2 separate regions of the Homo sapiens genome follow, and region 1 is linked to region 2. A link is a loop called in an ENCODE intact Hi-C map of the cell type or tissue named here. Cell type or tissue: IMR-90. All regions are shown on one strand. Each heading gives the region's core, and the rest is flanking DNA. Links, peaks and the distances in the headings are about the cores only.

Region 1 (2,931 bases), core at 277-2,776, 68 kb before region 2:
CTTTCAGGGAAGTCAGGGCAGGTAAGGATTGGGCCCCTGCCTGCCTCGTGACACGTGGGCAGGGTGTCCGTCTTGGCTGTGGGGCAGCGGTCACAGCCATAGCCACGGATACGAGCCTTAATGGTATCTGTTAATTATCTGCTTCTAAATCTGGAGTTTATGAAATGCTCTTCACTAGACTTCAAAAGCTGGGAGTCATCCCGGTTATCTATTCAAGAGCCCAGCTTATCCCTCTCTCTCAGTCTGTGACATCAAAGACTTAGTTTCATTGCAAAATTGTCTGGCACGATGGCATCAGGTCGGCTCCCCTTTGAAAGGGTTTGGAACACAGTGATGAGTCAGAGCTCCTCCGAGGAGCACCTGACCCACCCGCTCTCCTCCGCGTGGGCTTGGCCCAGGGAGACCCGGCCAGAGGCCTCGCTGATGTGGACGTGGGATTCATTTGGCTTGGCTCTGCTAGGATTTGGAGCAAAGCTCTCCTGCTTGCCTATAGGGAGAAAACCTCTCAATCTAGGCCTGGGAGGGTAGGGTTTATTTGCTTGCTTTTAAAATTTTATTTATTTATTTATTTTTGGTCACTGGTAATAATTTTTGGGGGTGGCGGGGGGGATGAAACTATACGCCTTTCTTAAACTGCCGGAGCATGACCAGGAAGGGTCAGCTTTGATTCTGGTCTCTCTTTTCACCCTTTTATTTGAATGCCATGAGGACATTTCCCTATCAGGTTGTTAGGTGAGAATCTATTTCTGTTTTTTCTGCTTTCCTTGTTTTCTTTGCTAGAATACATTTTGTCCTCCTAAAGTAATACAAATGTTAATGTGTATACAGGTTTTTTGAACTAAGGATATTAGTTGAATTTATTTGCTGACAAAAATAATGAAAGGTCGCTTCCCAATTGTTTCTGTACTCCCTGGTAATTTTGGAAGTTAAAATGCTGTGTTGTCACTTCCCAGGCTAACAAGTCTCATCTCACTAAATCATGCCACAGATGCGAAGTTTCAGTTTAATTTGAATCCTGGTACTGTGCTTATGGAGGTAAATGAAGACCCTGGCTTTGTAAATCTTCTTTGTTTTTCCACTTTTATTTTTAAGTGTAGCTAGATACAAAGTTTACGTCCATTTAGCTGACCTTTTCAACAGTAAGAGCTATTTTATAAGGCAGCAGAAGTGAAAGTTATCAGTGCGGCTGGGTAATGTAAAGTATTTATGAATGAATGTGCAAAAAACAATCTGGGGGTGTAAAATGTGGGGCTGGGCTCGAGCAGACCCGCTTGTGACTTGAGCCCTTCTTTGCAGTAAAGCATAATTCATGCTGCTGTTAGCCCTTAAAACAGGAAATAATATACCCATTTAACTTAATCACAATTTATATTACATGTGCATATTTCTAAACAAATGTTGTAGATGGAGAGTTTGGTAGCAATAATATTTATGAATTACACTTTTAGTTAGCAAAGGAAATGTGTGACCTCTTACATTTGGTTTGACATTTGAATTTGGTGTTCAGTGTATTTGACAGGAGTGATGGATTCTCATTAGCTCAATGTATAAACAGGAAATGCTTCCTCGGTGAATAGTTATTAATGTAGGACATCCCTGAATTTGAATTTTCAGTTGCTTATTCTGGTCCAGACTGTGACATTTATTTAATTTCTTTCTTAAAAAAAAAAAAAAGAAATGCATGGCATTAATTTTGTGTGTAGCAAACCTGAACAACATATGAATGTCAAGCTCTGAAAAACAGAAAATTGTTCACGAGTGGGGTGGCAGGCGAGGCTGTTGAAGGCTTAGACGAAGGGAGCAGCCCTGGCCGCAGACAGCCCCCATGTGGACTCGCAGTTGCTTGCCTTAATTTCTAACTAAGATAACCTACAGGAATTAGAACATGACGTGGGGGCAGATTTGAGTAAGCTCATACTTAACCTTTACCCGCAGCAGGATTAAAGCAGTTCGTGCAAAACGGGATCAGAGCAAATTTGCAATGTAGCTTGAGACAGCAATTTTATTTTGAGTTTTCTGCACTAGCTTGGTACTCTGTGACAATACCAAAAACACAGGATTCGGGGTGTGGGAAAGCTAGAAGCATCTGACTTCTAATGGGAATGAGGAGAAACCAGGCCAGTTGGCTGCCGTCCGCCATGGGCCCCGGCCCGTCCCCAGCCCCTTCTGAGTAAAGCTTAGAATCTAATTAGAAGTCAGTTAGAAACCCGGAAAGTGAAGCTGGCAGGCCCTTAATCTGAATTTCAGGTCTTCAGAGAAGGAAAGTAGCGTTTTTATTGTTGGAGGTCAAAGTTTAAATTTAGTTTATATCAGATTACCAAAATATGCTTTCGGTAAGGTTAGATTCTCATGCTTGGAGAGAGTGGGTCTGTAATGAAAGCAAACAGGGCGAGAAATAATCCCATTACAGATGAACTCTTCACTTGAACCTCAAACATTTGGGAACCATAATAACACCATCTCGGCAGGAAGATAAAGGCTGGACAGGCAGGAGCTGGGAAGGAACCTCCCGACCACCCGGTTGAACATGATCCCTTCCCACCCCGCCACGCCTGGGCCTGGCTTGATCTTAGAGCACTTAGGTAAATGACTTATTTATTAATTAGATTTTCTTTCTGCCTCCTCTGCTAAAATTTAAGCCCTGAAAGGCAGGGATTTTTGTCTGTTTTCTTCACTGCTACCTCATCACTGTGAAGATCACAGCCTAGCTCACAGGAAGCACTTGCTAAATATTTGTTGAATAAATGAAGGGATCTTGGTACCTCTGAGCAGAAAGCACACATTTTTAAAGCCAAAGATTTTGAAATTAAGAGAGAGAGCCAGTACTTTGGTGTTTTGGGAGAAGCAGTGAGTGCCTCGGAGGGAAGAAGGAGCCGTCACTCTCGTGGGTTCTGGGAGGGAAGCCACAAGTCTCAGATTGGGGATTGCCAG
Region 2 (2,931 bases), core at 322-2,821:
AAGTAGACAGGCCCAGAGTGGACAGGCCCAGTGAGGGCTTCCACCTCCTGAGAAAGGCTGACCACCCCCAGGACTGGGAGGGGCAGGACGCTGGGTGAGAATGGGACACCCACCTCTTCTTTTTTTGCCTTAGTGTAAGCCAATTCCTCTGGCAGGGCTGACTGTAGTTGTGACCAAATACAGTCACCTGACCCTGAATGGGAGGGGGAATTCTGCCACAGACAAATCCATGGATAGACAACTCCAAATGCTGGGGATGGCGTGTAGCGAGCAGAGGCCAGGGCTGAAGTGGCTGTCCTAGGTGGGAAGCGGGTGAAGACTGAGATTCTCCACAGAGAGGGTGCAGGAGCTCCCCAGCTGGGGCTGATAGAGCAGCCTCTATGCCAGCTTGCCATCTGTTACCCATTGCTTTGCCCTCCTGACCTGGGAGATTCCAACCTTTCCTATCAAATTCAGCACTAGGTTTTCTGCCCCAAGAAGCCCTCCCTGAGCCTGCTCAGCCAGTGAGCAAAACTCCCTGCCCTGAGCCCCTGCCTTTTTAGCAGGTACTTCTCTGAGTTTAGTGCTTGCTGGACAATGCTTGCTTACCTGCCTTTGTAAGAAACCCTTAATCCGAGGCCTCTTTCATAGAAAGCATTTAGTAAGTCCTTGTTGATCACTGGATTGCTTTAAATGCACATTCCTATTCATCTGTCATCCAACAAGTTCTGTTTATGTTCCCAGGGCCAGCCACACAGGAGCTCCCAGTGAGCACGTAAGAAGCCCTGTATAACCTGAAGAACAAAATATTGGGATGGATAGCAAAGGAGAGTTCAGCTCCAGGGAGCTCGTTGTAGAGTCAGAGCTGGGTTCAAATCCCACTTCCACCATTCATGGCTGTGTGACCTTAGGGAATACACTTCACCTCTCTGTGTCATAGTTTCCTTGTCTGTAAAACAGAGATAGTATTACCTACCTCATAGGTTTGCCATGAGAAGTCAATGATGTATGTAGAGGACACACACATACAGTGGCTGTTATTGTCAGTTCAGTACCAGTTGGAGCCACAGCATTGCGTTAGATCTCAGATGTCATTTAAAGGGGCCCATGGAGGAGCACTGAGAAAATCGTCTGGATTATTCAGGGCAGGGCCCAGCTGTTGAGGGCAAGAATTGTTCTTGAGAAATGAATGGGAGTGGGTATTGTCTGCCTAATGCTGCTGTTGGATCACAGGGTTGCATGGCTCTGAGTTCGAGGGAGGCTGGGGGGACTCAGCACAGCGACAGTGGATGGGACAGCTCTGTCGGTGACACCCACTGCAAGCCTGCCTCTGAAGGCTTACAGTGAAGAGAAGGGCTGGGCTGCAACACTTAACCTCTCTAGAACCTGCAGGATTTTACCCCCTCACAAAATACTTGCATTTCTGTTAAGTTTTACTAAGTGCAAACTTGTCTTTTGAATAGAGGCATGTGTGCATTTCAAGACGTTCCTTGCAGTTGCACCAATTTTTTAAAAGTAATGAGCTTTTTTCCCCCCTTAAAGCATGAGGCTGACATCAGAGAACAGTTTTTGATCCCAGTTTTAAAAACGAACTGAGTGGCTTAGCAATGGTGGGAACCCCAGGCAACTTGTTGGCTCACTTTCCCTCAGTTTCATTGAAAAGAATTTCTACAGTGTGCCCACATCACAGGGCATGATGCACTTTGGATTATTCAAAGTTTAGAAACATTTAGGTGATTATGGTAAATCATTCATGCAAACAGCGATAAATGCAATTTATTCTTTTGTGCAATCTTACAAGGAGAGCAGAAATCGCAGCCCTTTTCTCTAGTTCTCAGTCCTTTTGGTGACATCTAGTGGAAGATCTTTGAAAAACACATTTGCTTCTATGGTGTTCCTCCAAAGGTAAGCCCATCCAATTAAGTCATTTAAACCTTGGTTCCACCTACAAGTCCCTCTGTGTTTCAGTCTCTGAGTTAGAAATTCCAAGGCCAAATGGACTCTCTTTGGCTGCTGGTAAGCACGTGCCATCCGGGACCCTATATCACAGTAGTCAGAAACTCTGCATTTGAATCTGGTTGTCACTTTTCAGCAGTGTGATCACCTCCAGCTAAAAAATGCATCTAATAATAGGACCTGCCCTATAGGGTTATTGCAAGGACCAAACGAAATGATACCCATGAAGGACTCAGCACAGTACCTGACATACAGTAAATATCAGTCTGACCAGCTAACAGTGGCCACAATTTTCCATTACCCTCCATCCACACTGCAGATCCTACCTGCACAAACAATGCTCTTGGGTGGAGGGCCGCATAGTATGGTTTGACTAAGCAGTTTGCTGGTATTAACTATGAAGTGGTATCATTTTAAGATCAGCTTCTTAAAAAGATAATGCAGTCCCCCACCTCCTCCACCGTTCTCTCTCATTTCAAATCAAGAAATAGGAATACATAATCTAGACCCAGCAAAGATCTTGGAAAAGAAACGTAACATAACTCCTTATGTTCAGATAAAATTTTGAAAAATCAACTTTCAGGTTTAAGTTGGAAATCTTTGCCTTTCATGGAAAAGATTGGTTGTGTGATGGTCTAGGACCTTCTGTTTTGAGGAGTTTGTATTAGGCACAGTTTGGGAAGGAAAAATGATCCTTTACATTCGGCCACGATATGAAGTGTACTGCATATTTCTTCCTGGTTAAAGTCTGCTTTAGACGCAGGCTTCTTTCTTTTCTTTCTCTTTTCTTTTTTCCTCTTTCTTTCTTTCAAGAGACGGAAAGAGTCTTCTGTGTATTTTAGGCAAATTTAGGTTAAGGTGTAAGTGCCCTTTGAAGCAAAAAGTGTCCATGTTTTGCTAACATATATTTTAGCTACTCTGGCTTGGCTGAGGTCTTCCTAGATAATCAACATCCCTCAACAGCCTTGGCGGTGAGAAGGCACGTGAAAGCTGCCA

Evidence for each region. Peaks named below come from ENCODE experiments on the same cell type or tissue, not always from the same donor. Only the 100,000 strongest peaks of a DNase experiment are listed, where the experiment ranks them.
Region 1: a loop joins it to region 2, with 5 times the contacts of the local background. A loop is called at or near these places in 6 of 110 quality-filtered maps.

The regions. Positions count from the first base shown.
Region 1 is chr5:135,263,150-135,266,080 of GRCh38, forward strand. All of the region lies in intron 3 of PITX1-AS1 (PITX1 antisense RNA 1), which reads left to right. Among named protein-coding and RNA genes, the nearest start is that of LINC02900, 16 kb to the left of the region's middle. In IMR-90, for the core only: a CTCF peak has its summit at 1,828; DNase peaks (open chromatin) are centred at 1,462 and 1,852; H3K27ac peaks cover 1,592 bases.
Region 2 is chr5:135,330,910-135,333,840 of GRCh38, forward strand. PITX1-AS1 (PITX1 antisense RNA 1) reads left to right here. Exons shown (of 6, transcript NR_161235.1): 4 at 2,849-2,931. Among named protein-coding and RNA genes, the nearest start is that of MACROH2A1, 67 kb to the right of the region's middle. In IMR-90, for the core only: a CTCF peak has its summit at 1,835 (motif pointing left); a DNase peak (open chromatin) is centred at 1,812.